Linked DNA regions of Homo sapiens: region 1 is linked to region 2. The links are chromatin loops, found by intact Hi-C in ENCODE. Cell type or tissue: OCI-LY7. All regions are shown on one strand.

What was found. Peaks named below come from ENCODE experiments on the same cell type or tissue, not always from the same donor. Only the 100,000 strongest peaks of a DNase experiment are listed, where the experiment ranks them.
Region 1: a loop joins it to region 2, with 4 times the contacts of the local background. A loop is called at or near these places in 4 of 110 quality-filtered maps.

What each region holds. Positions count from the first base shown.
Region 1 is chr12:125,188,123-125,196,122 of GRCh38, forward strand. The region is part of intron 1 of TMEM132B (transmembrane protein 132B); the gene reads left to right. Among named protein-coding and RNA genes, the nearest start is that of TMEM132B, 5.7 kb to the left of the region's middle. RefSeq lists an enhancer at 5,793-6,324. In OCI-LY7, a CTCF peak has its summit at 5,936; DNase peaks (open chromatin) are centred at 279, 1,149, 3,439 and 3,849; H3K4me3 peaks cover 2,366 bases; H3K27ac peaks cover 1,611 bases.
Region 2 is chr12:125,246,047-125,254,046 of GRCh38, forward strand. All of the region lies in intron 1 of TMEM132B (transmembrane protein 132B), which reads left to right. Among named protein-coding and RNA genes, the nearest start is that of TMEM132B, 64 kb to the left of the region's middle. RefSeq lists an enhancer at 1-289. In OCI-LY7, no CTCF peak of the experiment used is centred here; DNase peaks (open chromatin) are centred at 3,205, 3,575 and 4,145; H3K4me3 peaks cover 2,045 bases; H3K27ac peaks cover 3,529 bases.

The sequences.
Region 1 (8,000 bases), 58 kb before region 2:
TTAAGTGACCCAAAATATTTACCAACACCTTCGACTTGAAGAAAACCTTCTATTGGAGATCTCCGTCAGCGTTCGGCTTTGGTTCAGCCTAGAGAATGGCATTGGGCTTAACGTGGATGAATCTTGCCTGCTTGGCTAAGGAGCAGCTATGATAGCTGTTTTGCTTTCGGCATTCCTCTGCGGTCCACGAGAGGGGCTGCTGCTGGGGCCGAGGCTGTTTTCTCTTAGCTGAAGCCCTGGGACCTGTTTGCAAAAGTGCAGTCCCTCGGACTTGAAAATTGCAGTTTTGTCTCTATTTTGTTTCTCCACGGGGGTCAGCATTTGCCTGGATGTGCTTATAAGTGAATATCGGAAGTCTCTCAGAGAAGCTGCCTGCATAATGCTTTGTAAGAGAATAGGATGGTCCCCCTACCACCCCCCCACCCCCGTCCCCCGCCCTCTCCCCCAGCAACAGAAGAGCCTGTGCCTGGCTCTGGAAGGCCCCATGTTGGGAGGGAAGGTGAGCTCCCACTGAAACCTGCTGCTGGCCGGCTCTTTGCCTGCTCCCCTGCTGTTCTTTGGGAGAGTCTCAGCAGGGCAGCTCGTTCCGACAAATGCCGTCCGGGCAGAGCCCCCAGTGCCATCGCCCCGTCCCTGGAAGCACATGCAAGTCTTTAACTGGTCCCTACCAGGGACATAAAGAGACGACAGTTTGATAACTCTATATTTAGCACTAGTTAGGAGGGATGGCAAAAAAAAAAAAAAAAAAAAAGAAAAAAAGAAATTCCTGAAAGATACTTAGCTGCCTACACTTGGTTTTGAGAGGTTCAGAGGAATTAACCAGAGCTTCCTTCAGGGCTGGTTGGATTTTCTGGGTGATTTCTGCCATGGTTTACCGACCCCCTTTGGCTGAGGCTCTGGAAGAGGGGCTGGAAGAGTTCAGAGGCAAAGATGCGCACACTGTCTCCCATCACACACACGCAGGGACTGGCTTCTTTGTCCCCCACCCCCCTTCCTGCGTGGGTAGCTGCCATGGTAAAGAGTAGGGTGGGTGTACTTCTTTCAGCCTTGCAAGTGCTTAAACATATGGAACTGTACTTGGTAAGAGTCAGCACAAATCCCCCAGCTTAGCGACTAGGGGGCCCCTATTATTCGAGCCACTTTTGTACATGCTGTGGCTTTGCAAATTAGCGGTGCAGTTACAGTCCCTGCTGAGGAAAATGAACGAATCTTGCTTCGTTGACTCATTATGCACGGGGGTCTAGGGTCTATGAAATCAGGGTGGGTGGAGCACCCCCACCTGCCCCACGACAGAGGGGCCACATTGAGTGGCAGGGGGGAGCTTTGGCTTTCAGGGCAGAGGCTCTCTTCCTCCTGCCTGGCACCTTGGTGTGGCATGTGGTATATTTCTCATTACAATAGTGATGGGGGGGGTGCCTGTGTGTGGCGCTGCCCTTCAGAGAGGTGGCATTGGGAAGTGGTGGGGAGTGGTATGCAAATGTCGTCGCCTTCTCCAGTGATTTAATGGCTGCACAGTGGAGGTTCCCAGAGTAAATCATTTCATCCCCTCTCCTCCCACCGGATGCAGGGAGTTGGGGAGGCGTGGGGCTTCTGCATGAGCTACTGCACTCAGAGCCAACAATGAGCACGGTGGTTGCCTTGATCCAAGGGAGCAAAAGAAAACCCTCATTTGTTGGCTGGGAGTCTGGGGTGGGGGTGGTCTCTGGGCCGGCAAAGCCCTTTCAGGGGCCTTGTTCCCAGATGCGTCTCCCAGCTCTATGTGGCTGGGTGGCTCCTTTCTTCTCTTCTGTGTCTCAATTTGAATGGGGATGGAGGGGGTCCATTTCCCCTGAAGCCATGGGACTCAGCAATCACTGTGGCGAGATGGAGGCACCCTGGTACCGTGGGTGACGGGGGTGCTGCCAACTCTTCAGCAGAGTAGGTGGGTTGACTTCTAGAGCAAGAGGGTGCCTCAGAGCCCCTCCTTCAGCAGCCCCCGGCAGATGGGAAGGAGACTTGGGCACAGGGACCGCCTGTTCAGGGTCACACAGTGAATTGGAGGCCTGGGCTCCCCTCTCCTTAACTCCTCACCTATGACTTTCTAACCCTGTACCTGGGAGCTCTTCTGGTAGAGGAGTTCTACCATACAGTCCTTTAGGGAACTGTGACTCCATACAAGGATCCCAAGGTCATGAGAATGACAGCCGCCTGGCCTGGCCAAGACAGCCAGTGTCAAATCCGAAAGTTAGAGAGCAAGTCTTAGTGGTGATGGTGATGGGAAAGGGGTGGTGATGGGGATGGGAAAGGGGTGGTGATGGGAAGAGGTGGTGATGGTGATGGGAAGGGGTGGTGATGGGGATGGGAAAGGGGTGGTGGTGGGAAGGGGTGGTGATGGTGATGGGAAGGGGTGGTGATGGTGATGGGGAAGGGGTGGTGATGGTGATGGTGATGGTGATAGTGATGGTGATAGGGAAGGGGTGATGATGGTGATGATGGGGAAGGGGTGGTGATGGTGATAGTGATGGTGATGGTGATGGGGAAGGGGTGGCGATGGTGATGGGGAAGGGGTGGTGATGGGGAAGGGGTGGTGATGGTGATGGGGAAGGGGTGGTGATGGTGATGGCAAGGGGTGGTGATGGTGATGGGGAAGGGTGGTGATGGGAAGGGGTGGTGATGTTGATGGGAAGGGGTGGTGATGGTGATGGGGAAGGGGTGGTGATGGTGATGGGGAAGGGTGGTGATGGGGAAGGGGTGGTGATGGTGATGGGGAAGGGGTGGTGATGGTGATGGGGAAGGGGTGGTGGTGGTGATGGGGAAGGGGTGGTGATGGTGACGGGGAAGGGGTGGTGATGGGGAAGGGGTGGTGGTGGTGATGGTGATGGTGATGGGGAAGGGGTGGTGATGGTGATGGGAAGGGGTGGTGATGGTGACGGGGAAGGGGTGGTGGTGGTGGTGGGGAAGGGGTGGTGATGGTGATGGGGAAGGGGTGGCGATGGTGATGGGGAAGGGGTGGTGGTGATGGTGACAGTGACGGGAAAGGGGTGGTGATGGTGACAGGGAAGGGGTGGTGGTGGTGATGGTGACAGTGACGGGGAAGGGGTGGTGATGGTGATGGGGAAGGGGTGGTGGTGGTGATGGTGATGGTGATGGGGAAGGGGTGGTGATGAAAGCAGGTGCTTCTTCCTGTGCTGCAGGCACCATCCAGGCCTTTCCCTGCATGAACTTGATGGGATGCTCACCACTCTGGCAAGTGGACACTCTCATTATTCCTAGTTTACAAGGGAGGATCTGGAGGTCCAGAGATGCTAAGTAACTTGGCTGAGGTCACACAGGATTAGGATCCCAGCCCAGGCACTGGTCTGTGTCTTACCCAGCACCTCACGCAACCAAATTTCACTCTCTAGCCTTGTGCGGAATGGTGTGGCCCGGCCTCTGAACCAGCCAGGCTTATACTCCCAGGTGGTGGGTAGTCGTTAAGCTCCTTTGATGTGCTAGCCTTTGCCGAGTCTTTCACTTCCTTTCTGTTCCCTCTCTCTTTGCAACAAATAAATGTATTAACGCAAACTAAGGCTTAGAGCCGTAGAAATCAAACACATCAGAGTCAACTCTGTAGGCAACTGGGAGTCCTTTCAGATTCTGTGCCCCTGAGTGATTAGATGGCTATGTTGAAGGGCAAGACTTTGGCAGGCCGAATTTTGGTCTCATGCACTGGAATACTGGTTTATCCCCTTGGCCACTGTGAGACTCAGTTTTCCCATCTGTAAAATGGGCCCCAAAATTCTCCCTGGCTGTTCTCATTACAAGGCTGGGGACTTCAGCAAGAAAGAGGTTCATAAATAACAATGGTGTGCTGATGCGTGAGGCTGTTAGCACAGGGCATGAGTCCCAGGACAGGAAAGGAGGCAAGAAAGGAAGGGCTGATTGGGGACACGTGCTGCAGCCATCACAGCTGCAAAGAGAAGAATCATGTACCTCAGAATTAGTAGTAACACAATAACTAACCCTGCTGTTGGGCACACTGTGTGTTCTTAGCCCTTCGTTAGATTTTATTTCACGGATTCTTCAACAACCCTAATGGGGTAGGGACTTCTGTTTGTCCCATTTTACAGATACGCAAACTGAGGCCCAGAGAGGCAATGTGAGGTTTGCAAAGTCACACAGCCAATAAGTGATGGGGTGCAAGTGTGAACCCTGGTGTGTCTGTCCCAGAGTTGGTTCTCTTAGCTACTACATTCAGTTCATGGGCACTGAAGTTTTGGTGCAATTTATTGGATTTTGAGGCTGATTTGCACCCAAGGGATTAAGGGATGTGTCTTGAGTCAAGGGGAGAGTTGGGTTTTTTGTGAGAAACAGAGTTTGGAGAATTTTCCCCTCCCCCAACCCCCATTTATTTTAGAAATGAGGTCTTGCTCTGTTTCCAGGCTGGAGTGCATTGGCTCAGTCATAGCACACTGCAGCCTCAGACTCCCGGGCTGAAGACATTCTCTTGCCTTGGCCTCTCAAAGTGCTGGGATTATAGGTGTTGAGCCACCATGCCTGGCTGAAACCTGTCCCTTCTAAAGTCCACCTCCTCATTCGGGAGCCCCGGCCTGCTTCGGCAGGAGGGACTTGGCGTTTGTGGAAACAGCAGATGTGGAAGGCCCCTGGAAGGCGGATGGCTGCAAACTTCTCTTGTTAGTCACCAGGATTTACAAATTCAGAGATGTCAGTGTCACAATCCAGTTTCTGTCTTTGCTCAATAAATTGGGAGATCTTGGAATACTGGTTTAGCCCCTTGGCCTCTGTGAGACTCAGTTTTCCCATCTGTAAAATGGGCGCCGAAATTCTCCCTGGCTGTTCTCATTACAAGGCTGGGTGGTTCAGCAAGAAAGAGGTTTGTAAACAACAACGGCGTGCTGATGCCATTGTTGTGCTAACAACAACAGCCTAACAGCCCTGAGGCTGTTAGCACAGGGCACGAGTCCCAGGACAGGAAAGGAGGCAAGAAAGGAAGGGCTGACTGGGGACACATGCAACCATCACAGCTGCAAAGAGAAGAATCATGAACCATCAGCCGTCTGCCAAGTGGTTTCTCACTTCAGGATTTCATGGGATTCTTGGGCAACTGTTGAGTGAGGGGTAGGATGTGTCCTCAGATGGGGACACTGAGGCTCAGAGGAACCTAGGGACTGACTCAAGATAAGTCAATCCATGAATGGCAAGGTAGGGTCTCCTCCCCAGAGCTCATGACTTCTGCCCTGATGGTGCCTTCTTGTCCTGGAGTTTTGCCTCAATTTCCCTGCCCTCAGGCCTGGGTGCCTGTGATCTCCAGGGCTTGTGTTCTAGGGCAGGTTGGGTGATGATGAGGAGACAAATAAGAAGCTCATAAATACACCCACAGGAAAATCCCAGACATTAATTTGTGTTTTTCATGGTCAATGCAAGGCGATATGATGAAGAGTGACTGTGCGATCCAGGAAGACTTCTTAGAGGAGGTGGCAGTTTTCTAATTTGAGACCTTAATGACCAGAAAGAGCCAACTGAGAGAAGGGGGTTCCAGGCAGAAGGCATGTGAATCCTTGCACGGTTCTTTGCAGAGTGCCTGGCACACAGCAAGTGCTCAAGAAATGGCAACCAGCTCATTCATTCATTCATTGAACAGAGGTATAAATCGGGGCTAAGCACTTGGGACACAGCAGGGAACAAAAGAGACAAATCCCACACTCTGTCATTCTTGCAGAGCAAGACAACAGTGAAGCAGTGGACAAAGAAATCTGAACTTCAATGTCAAGTGCCATGGGGAGAGAAATGAAGCAGAGGAGCTCAGAGGAGCTGGTCATCGCTTTCCTGCTCCACCAGCTGTGTGGCTTTCCATCTTCCCATTCAGGGCAGAATGGACTCTCAATGCCCATTCTCTGCCGGCTGGGGGCAGGAGAGAAAGAAGCCTGGGTTCTTTGGAGTTGAATTCCAGTGCCTTCCCTTGGCAAAATCAGCTGGTTCTGCAGCCAGGGTGCTCCTGTCTCCCTTTCCTGACACCTGACTCTTAACTGATCAATACCCTCTCCTTATGCTTCGGCCCTAAAATAGTTACATAAAAAATCAATACAGTCCAATTTGATTTGCTGTATTTTATTACTGAGGGTGATAGAGTTGCTCGGTGCTCCGAGCCTGGTCTGAATTAACCCGTTGGTGGGGGGGTCTTACTCATTGTGGCCACGCCTCCGAGTCCGGGATGCAGTGCCCGGGAGGGGTGACTCAGTAAATCATGCCTCAGATGTCTGCTTTGTGTCCTGAATGCCTCCTGCCGGGGCTCTCAACACATCACAGCAAATGGACACATGAAAATACTGCCGTGGCTGCAGCCGGCACTCCTGGGGTGACTCCCCCGGGCCTTCCAAGGGGTCTTGGCTTTGTTTTTGGAACTCTGGAAGTGGGGCTGGCAGCACCTCATCTCCTGGCTCCCGGAGTCTGCGGCTCTTTGTTTGCTGGGTCCTCTCCGTGTTGTGTACTCTGCCGACGTATTTATGTCTTTGGCTTGGTATTTTTCCTTTCTGTAGTTGTGCCATCTGCTGCTGCAGGCTGCTAGCATTCCTGGCGAGCAGAGGGGGCCAGGTCAGTGGGGTTGGGGGGCACCTGGGCAGAGAGATGGCAGAGGTGGGAGGGCCGGGTGGGAGGGGAACCTGTTTTTTGCGAGTCTCTAGGTTGGGCAAGGGAAGGGAAGGGGGAGGCATGGTGTAGATGGAAAATGTTATTTTGCTAGAAAACTTGTCTCTAAGCAGCAGCGAATCATAACTTTTCCAGGCTGGTGGAGGGCTGCTGGCTGCCTCTGGGCCATATCTGGCCTGCAGACTTTTCTTATTAGTTGCCGACATTTAAAAATTGGGAGCTGTCAATATTACTATACAGGTTTCTGTTTTTTCTCAAGAAATTGGGAATTCTGGGCAGTGTTGGCCTCGCCTCTTGACCTGAGACTCAGTTTCCCTTTCTGTAAAATGGGCTCTGAACTCGCTGTAGCTGGCCTTGTTCCTGGAGACTCCCTCCAATTTGCATCCTTCCTGCCTTCCTGCCTTTGTCTTCTCCGAGACATTTTTACTGTGCACCTGCACTGTGCCAGCCCCTGTCCGTGGTGCTGGGGATATCAGCAGGAAAAAGACAGGCAAAAAACCCTGTCTTTGTGGTTAGCATTAAGGTGGAGAGAGACGGATACTGAACACAATAAATAACTAAACACACCGTTCATTACCTGGTGGTCTGTGCTGTGGAGAAATGGAGTGGGCGAGCAGAGATGGAGCGCTGGGGAGGAGGGTTTGCGGGTTTTTTTTTTTTTTTTTTTTTGAGATGGAGTTTTACTCTTGTTGCCCAGGCTGGAGTGCAGTGGAGTGATCTTGGCTCACTGCAACCTCTGCCTCCCGGGTTCAAGTGATTCTCCTGCCTCAGCCTCCCAAGTAGCAGTGATTACAGGCGCTCACCACCATGGCTGGCTAATTTTTGTATTTTTAGTAGAGACGGGGTTTCACTGTGTTTGCCCAGGCTGGTCTCGAACTCCTGACCTCAGGCAATCCACCCACCTTGGCCTCCCAAATTGCTGTATTACAGACGTGAGCCACCGCACCTGGCCAGGTTTGCAGTTTTATACAGCAGAGTCAGGAAGGTGGCATCTGAACAAAGACCTAAAGGGGTAAGGGAGGAGGCCAGGTGGCTATCTTGGGAAGAGTGTTCCAGGCAGAGGGAACAGCAGGTGTAAAGGCCCTGAGGTGGGAATGTGCTTGGCAGGGTCGAGGGACAGAAGGGAGGCCAGTGAGAGCTGTTCCCTCACTCTTTGGGCTGAACGAGTGAGAGAACAGCAGGAGGAAAGGAGGCCAGGGCAGTGAAAGTTCTAACCAAACTAGTCTTTGGTTAGAACTTTGAGTTTTACTCTGAGTGAGATGGGAGCTGTTGGCAGGTTAGAGCCGAGGAGGGATCTGCTTTGACTCACAGGAGCAGAAGCCCTGAGGGGCTACTGCAGTAGTCCAGGCAAGTGACAATGGCTGCTTGGACTGAGT
Region 2 (8,000 bases):
AAGGATGGGCAGAGCCATTCCACTGACCAGTGGGGATTGATCTGGGCCCTGGCAGTGACTGGCGCTGCCTCTCCAGTGATCCAGTGATCCTGCTGGCTTTCCGCTTCATGACAGTGATAGCTCTCAGTATTGACTGGACTGGAGGTCGCTCTGTGCCGAGGAGAATGTCAAGCCTGTTAGATCATAAAAACCAGCATTGCTGTCAGTGTGAGCTTAGCTGGTGGCCCCTCCTTTCCCCGCCTTCCCTGCCACAGGGAACTCAAGCCGGTTTGGAGTTAGGGAGCAAGTTGATCCGTGTAAATAATGCAAAGGATTATGAATATGAATAGGGGACTCGTTCTGTTCTGAGGAAGTCAGCTTCCTGGGCTGCGTCTCTCATCTTGTTTATTAACATGCTGTCCCCACTCAGATGCCTTGTTTCGAAACAGCGTGCCGGTGTTATGATTGTGATTACTATTATTATTTGTGCAGTGGCATTTGGAAGCCCTTATTAAGTGATTCCCGTTTGCTTCGGCATGAATGCACAACATGCGAGACTTCAGGACAAGTTCAGCGTCTCCAGCACACACAGTGCCATTTAAAGAGGAAGCCCTGGTTCCAGTGTTGGCTTCAGAGAACAAACAAATACTGATTTTTCCATTTCGGGCTCTTTTGTGAAGTGCTTTGATTCTTAAATCGGAGCCGGCTTTCAGGCACCTATCTTCTCACCCTTTGTTCCTGTGGACAGAAGTGATGGATTTTGCAGTCTGGAGGCATCTGTCATTTTGAATCCATCTGCTTGTTAGGCACTTCCAGTGTCTCTGATGTGACACCATTTGGGGTTTCAGCATTTCATCACATTTCCCACCGGGAGAGCCTGGGGTTTGTGGGGGAGGTGGTGGGGGTAGGGGCACAGTCAGGATTTTCCACTTAAGTTATTACTATTTAAGGCTTGGGATAGTATTTTTAGAAGACATTAAATCAAATAAAAGGAATCTGAGAGGGGACCCTCCCCTATGCAGGAATATTTCTTCTGTGTGCTGTTTGGTTGCTTCCAGTAATGACGCACTCACTACCTATAAGGTAACCCATTCCATCAAAGTTCACATCTGACTGTTACGCCTTATTTTCTCCTTTCTTTGTGTCCATAATCACCCACCCCTTTGAACTTCTGGAGTTGTTCAGAACAATCCTAAAAGGCTTCTTACTTGTATGAGACACAAATATCACATCCCATCTTCAGGCTGAAAAAGCTCCATTCTGTCTGCTTTTAGTTTGATGGCAACTTGCATGGGACAGTTTCGTATAACAGGCTCTATCTAGTTTAAAACCTCATAGGAGACAGGTTCTGGGGGATCTTTGGAGGTTCTCCTAAGATTCTGCCTATTCACAGATGATGCGACATGAACCCATCTTTGATGCCCCTGCCAGGCCACTCCCGTCTGTACCCTGTTGAAAGGCATTCCTCGATGATTCTTCAGGCTTGATGTCCATGTTTCCATCCCAGCGATCATATTTGGTTTAGGGGTGGCTGACATATCTTGGCCCCAGGGAGACAAGTGACCAATCAGAGATAACATCCTGGCCAATCAGAGCACAGCCTTCCTATTGGCCAATCAGAACATGGCCCCCTGGCTAATCAGAGCACAGCAGCCCCCTGACCAATTAGAGAACAGCATCCCCCTGGCCAATCAGAGCATAGCATTTCCCCTAGCCGATGTCACCGGCCCTGGGATAGGCCTGACCTATTAGACCTCATTTCAGAACTTTTACTGGGACAGTGTGGGAACGTGCCGCCCCCACCTCCAGATGGCACGAAGTAGGGACTACTCCTTGCTGTCTCTTTTTTTTATTTTCCAGCCAATTAACTCACTTTTCACTTAAGCTAGTTTGAGTTGGTTTTCTGTGATTTGCAGCTAAAAGATACCTTGAGACACTTCCTGCTTTGGGGACACATCCTTCAGTGTGGCTTTGGATTAGCGCATGTGTTCTATGCAGCCAGGCAGCATGGCAGAAGACTTTACATAAAATCACAGCCACCATGATTTTTATTCCCAGAAGCAGATCTTGGAGGTGGTGACCAGGAAAGAGAGTCTGAAAAGAGGCTGTAACTGTCACCTGCAGGCATTTTGATACCCACAGCTTGTAGTTTAAAGCGACGGCTCTGCAATTCTGAGGTTCCCTGATCTTGTCTTTCTTCAGGAGGAAAAATTAGGAGCTAGCAGGAGATATAGTCAAGAAAAGAGAACCTCAGAAACACCGGAAAAAGCATCTTTATGAGTGTAAACCATATTAATTCAATCTATCCTTATTTAAATATCTTAAAGCTCACAACAGGCTTTTCTCAGAGGAGAAAAAGAAAATGAAATCTCCATATGGAGACTTGAGTTATTGTAATATTTTAGATAGGTTACCAGGGGGCATCAATGATTGCATTGCCATTGGTTTTTTACTACACTAACTTTATTACCTTTATCTGGATTTATATAGCGTTTGATAGAGTTTATATCGCTAGATGTGTAGAAAACCATCTGAATGTGCCTATAGCGTTGTGTCTGAGTGTGCCCCATGGAAGGCTAATAAATTATAAAGTAATCTATCTGTTCCACTTAAAGGCAGAAGTGTAGTTGATTCTGGCTGCTTTATTTATGTGTTGGCTTATGCTTTAGGCTAGCATTTTTTGTGGGAAGGAGACTGGGTCAGGGGAGTGGGGTATGGGGAGCATGTGAGGATGTCTGCCCAGTTGTAGTCGATTTTGGGCCTGCACCACAGTTCCCCTTCTCCCTCTGCCCACTGTGGCTGCTTTTTCCCCTTCTGCAGGTGCTGGTCTGAGGGTCCGCACCAACATGTCCTGCTGTCATCTCCATCAGTCTTCTTCCTGGGGAACCCAACCTGTGACACCTTCCTCTTATTAACCACCTGCCAGTCACCCAGACTGGTAACCCCTGGTTTAGGGCAAAGGTCAGGTCTAGGTGCCACTGAGCCCCTTATGAGCATGTGACCTCCAGGTGGAGTGGGGGAGGGCTTCACATACCTCTCTGGACTTGTGTTTCTCATGGTGACTTGGGATCGGTAAGACTTGTGCTAATTTTTCTGATCCTTGGACCACAGGACCTGAAACAATCTTTCAGACAAGTGACAGCTCAGAGGCTTAAATTAGCTCAGTGATTCTCACCCTTGAGTGAGCATAAGATCACCTGGAGGATTTGTTAAATGGCATCTGCTGGGCTCCATCCCAGAGTTTCTGATCGGTAGACCTGTGGTGGGGCCCGAGGATTTGCATTTCTAGCAGGTTCCCAGACGCTGCAGGTGCTGCCGGGTCGAGAACCACGCTCTGAGAACCACCGAGTGAAACAAAAGGAAAATTCTCACAAGGGCAGGAGCTGTTAGGTCTTTCTTTGAACCACATTGCCGAGGAATTATCTAGAAAGTTGATCTATTAGTAGTGATTAGTTTGCGGTGGGACATAGAATCCTCTCCCACAAAACCATCAGCCAGATGCCACAGTGGGTTAACTTTACTATGAGATGGCGATGAAGATGGAGATGATGTAATCATCACTGTGTCATCCAGACTTGCTTTTACAAACGCAGCTGTCTCTGACAGGGGTTCTGCATCACTGAAATTCATACCAAGATGGTAATTACTGGCAATGTCAGGCAGGTCTTGAAGCAATTTGACAGTTGTCATCAAGCTATCATCAAGCACTGGGTGACTGATTAGATGAAGGGATCTGTAAGACCCTTTCAGAGCTCGTGGTCTGACAATGGGAAGGGTGGGACAAGTATCCTTAATCTCATGTCACAGTTAGAAGAAACAGGTTCAGAGAGTCCCCCATCGGGCCACACAGCTCATAAGAAACTCAGTGGGACCTAGACATCACCTTTGCCCTGAATTAGTGGTTACCAGTCTGGGGGACAGGCCAGTGGTTACAAGGCTGAGTTCCCAGGAGGAAGACTCTGAGGCGGAGGCCAGAGTGCAGGGCGTTTTATTGGGAGAATCCCCCATTAAGCAGACATGCCTGTGTTTTTACACCCCTGACTGAGTCAGTTGGCTCTGCGTCACCCTGGGCACGGGCAGGTCAGCTGACAGCTAAGGCCACCCACAGCAGCGTCACAGCAGCTGGGCAAAAAGGCCCACATTGTGGGGGGATCTGGGCGGCACACCCCAGTGCCCAGCACAGCAGGTGGGAAAATGTGAGTGCTGCAGACAAGGTCCCTGGTGAGCTCCTCGTGGTATTTCAGAAGCCTGTGCAAAACTGGCTCATTTACCTGCAATAAGTCCCCATTGCATAAAGAAAATGTCAAGTCACTTTGCTCTTGGCAGAAAGAGTTACCTTGCTGTTCCATCTTGCACATATCAGGCCTTCTCCAGATTCTTTGACGCCCTCGTGTCTGTGGTCCTCTTGCCTTTGGGACCCTCGTCCTGGCCCTGCTGACCTTTCACCCTCATCGTGTCCCCTTCCCCTCTTGCTCACACTGCCCCCAGTCCAGGATCCTGCGCAGTCTCCAGCATGGAAACTTCGCTCAGGCTTATCACCAATTCCATCCAATCTTTTGTCTAAGCACAGGAGCACTTAGTGTGCTCCAAGAGGTGCAGGCTTTTGAAACTCAAAAATTGAGCATCCCCTTTGCTTTCCTTGGCTCTCTCTGGGTTCCCCCTTCCCTGAAGCAGTGAGCCCAGAAGACCCAGTGGACTGAGTAGGAGGGGGCTGCAAGTGAGAAAGAATCACAGAGCTCAGCAAGCACAGCGATTTATGTTTCAAAAATATCCCATCCACACTCAGGAGCCTGCAGGCCCCTGCCCACGGTCTGCTGGGTAAAAGGAAGTGGCTGTCCCCATCTTTACCTCCTGGAAATCTGAGTCTTCCTTTATTCCCTTAAAAAGCCCAGCACACTGTGCACACAACTGCCAAGGTGACCTTTCAGCATTTCCTCTGCTTCAGTGCCCTGTTCTCCTTATTTGATTTTGTTGTTACATTTAATGAGGTTTCTCTAAAAAGAAGAGATCATTTCCGACTATTGCTAATTTAACAATAAGTGGAAAAGCAGTGCTCAGGAGTGAGTGGCATCCCCTTTGATTTCTTCAGTAGGACATCATCCTTCAATAGGGCAGAGGTGTCTTCCTGGGCTGGCCTGAGAGATTAAGGATTTAATGGCATGGAGAAGGGATTTGCTTCTCCATACATGGTGCATTTAGCTCAGAAAGTGAGATGATTTTTGAAAATATCAAAAACTATCATTAATTTGGGCTGAACCAGCCAGTTTTAAACATTCAATATTAAATACCATGAAATAGCATTTTAGAAAAAAGAACTGGATGGAAATGTATTTTGCGTCTTGAGATTTTTCTTCAAGGATGGGGCTTAAGATGGAGTCATACTTAGGTTCAGCTATATGAGCCTTTAAACCAGGGATTGCAAACTGAAATACCTGCAGGGCTCACACAGGAAATGTATGAGAGGGAAGAAGTCTGGGTTTAAGAAATTCGCTGCTCTCTGCCTATCTTTGAACTCTTTTGATAGGCACTTGATTATAAAGAAACCTTTCTCTACCATAAGAAAAATAGCATTATAAACTCAACGAGGCAACTGATACCCAGGCTCGGGGCTGCTGAGACAATAGGGAACGGTGTGGACTCTGGCAAACTGGAGACCATGTTCCCCAGATGAAGGGGACAGTGGTAACTCAGTTCTAGTTTATTGGTTCTGTTTGGGAGTAACGAGCCCAGTGTTGCCAGAGCTGATTTTCCTAGAAAGGCCATTCGTTTGGATTTTCATGTGAAATTTCCCAAGTTTATAACGTTAATAATCATAATTTTAAAAATATCGGGTGGTCAAAACAAAGCAAAAGAACAATACAGCACTTTAGAACACAGTTAGGTGCCACATCTGGCCTGAAGGCCTTTATGCATGATCTGAAGTTATCTAGAATTTGGGAGCTGGAAGGATTTCTAGGGTGCACCAATTTCAACCTCCCACCTAACTGGGGAGAGTTGTATGTGAAGCCTTCTTACAAAGAGGTGGTCTTCCTCTAGTATACACTGACACTGGTGCACCCACTACCTAACGTGATGGGATTGCCACTGTTTCCCAGCAAGAGTTGTAAGAAATTCTCTTGGGTGATAAATAATGACAACCAAGACAAGCCAAAAAGAAGCTCAGGGCAGAATGCAGCTAGTGGGCCTCAGGAAGGGCCCGGAGGAGGCAATGGGAAGCCACCAGAATTCCCCTTTCCTGGGCTTTGCTTCCCTCTGCAACTTGCTTTCCCTCTCCCTTCTCTCTAGTGAGTGCCTTTCTCCAGGCCTCCGGTTCCCACGGTGGCATGTGGTGGCCTCACAGCTTCTTCCGTTAGGCGTGTCTGTTCCAGCCTCCCACGGAGGCCTGCACTCGCTGTCTCTGGTTCTCATTTCCAAGGGTCCAGGAGAGAGAATCTGATTGGCTCACCTACAAGCAGGTGTCGTGCGCTGGTCCAATCAGCTATGGCCAGGGGGTGAGATCACACAGAACAAAGATGGCTTCTGAACAAACCTGGCCAACTCCACGGGTGGGAAATGTCATGTGACTCCCACAGTTCACCCGGAACCCCTAGAAGGTGTCCCTGTGATTCTGTTGCATGGACTTTTGTCTCAGAGAAGTCTTCTGCTGTGGCTCCTAATCCTGCCTCCCACAGAACCACACAGACAAGCCCAGGGTCCCTGCCCCATGACCAAGGATGACTGTCTCCCCTGAGGGTGGATCTTCTGGCTCAGTACCCACAGTTCCTCCCCGTTTCCCAGCTGATTAGGTTCCAGAGTCACTCTCCGGTCTGTGCACTCGCTGGGGAAAAGCTCAAATTGGTCAACATTTTCTTGAAACAGGGTACCTGACCTCATCCCAGACCTCTGGGACAGTTGTAAAAGTAGTGGCATTTCTAAGAACTCAAAGGGGTTAACTGTAAGACGAAAACAACTTTAAAAAATCTGTTTGCTCTGTGTCTGGAGCCCCGTGGAGCCGGGAGGGAATAGCCTTCCTCCTCGAGAGATGCTGAGATGGGAATGTGAGCTGTCTTGTTGTAAGAAATTCATCTGTCACTGCAAAGGAGCTTGGCAGAGGAAATGACCCCCTCGTGGAGGCTGCCTCTGACCCCCTCCTCCCCACACAGAATTAAACCCTCTCATCTCTGCATTTTCTCAGCACTTTATCCACCTTGTCATGAGAGCTGGGTCCCTGAGTGTTGCCGTTGGTTCATATTTATGGAAGCTTCACCATGTGCCAGGCACTGCGTTAAGTCCATTAATGAGGACTAGCCAGTTATTCGTCTGTGCAAAATCTGCTAATGAAACAGTAATAATAATAAAGCCTATTTATTGAGCACAGTGCTGAGAACATTTCATACATCTCTTCATTTTCTTTTTTCTTTCCCCCCCACTTTTTTTTTTTTTTTTTTGAGACAGGGTCTCACTCTGTCGCCCAGGCTGGAGTGCAGTGGTATAATCATGGCTCCCTGCCACCTCAACCTCCCAGGCTCAAGCAGTCCTCCCACCTCACCCTTCCTAGTAGCTGAGACTACAGGTGTGTACCACCACGCCCAGCTAATCTTTGTTTTTGGGCAGAGATGGGTATTCACCATATTTCCCAGGCTGGTCTCAAACTCCTGAGCTCAAGTGGTTCTCCTGCCTCAGCCTTCCCAAATGCTGGGATTACAGGCGTGAACCACGGTGCCTGGCCCATCCCTTCATTTTTTATCCTCATAATAACCCCATGAGGCTGTATTGTTATTATCCCTATTCCAGAGCCCAAGAAAGTTACAATAATATGCTCAAGGTCACCCGGCTAAGAAGCAGAGGGTCAGGTTCTGAACCTGGGTCTGACTTTGGCATTTGCAGGGGGCATCACTCTCTTGAACAATGTTGTGTTTGTCTTTGTTTCTGTGGAGCTTGGCTTTTGCAGAGAGCTTGAAATAAATGGGCGAAGGAGGGAAGGAGCAAGAAAAGCCAAACTAGACTGGGCGCGGTGGCTCATGCCTGTAATCCCAGCACTT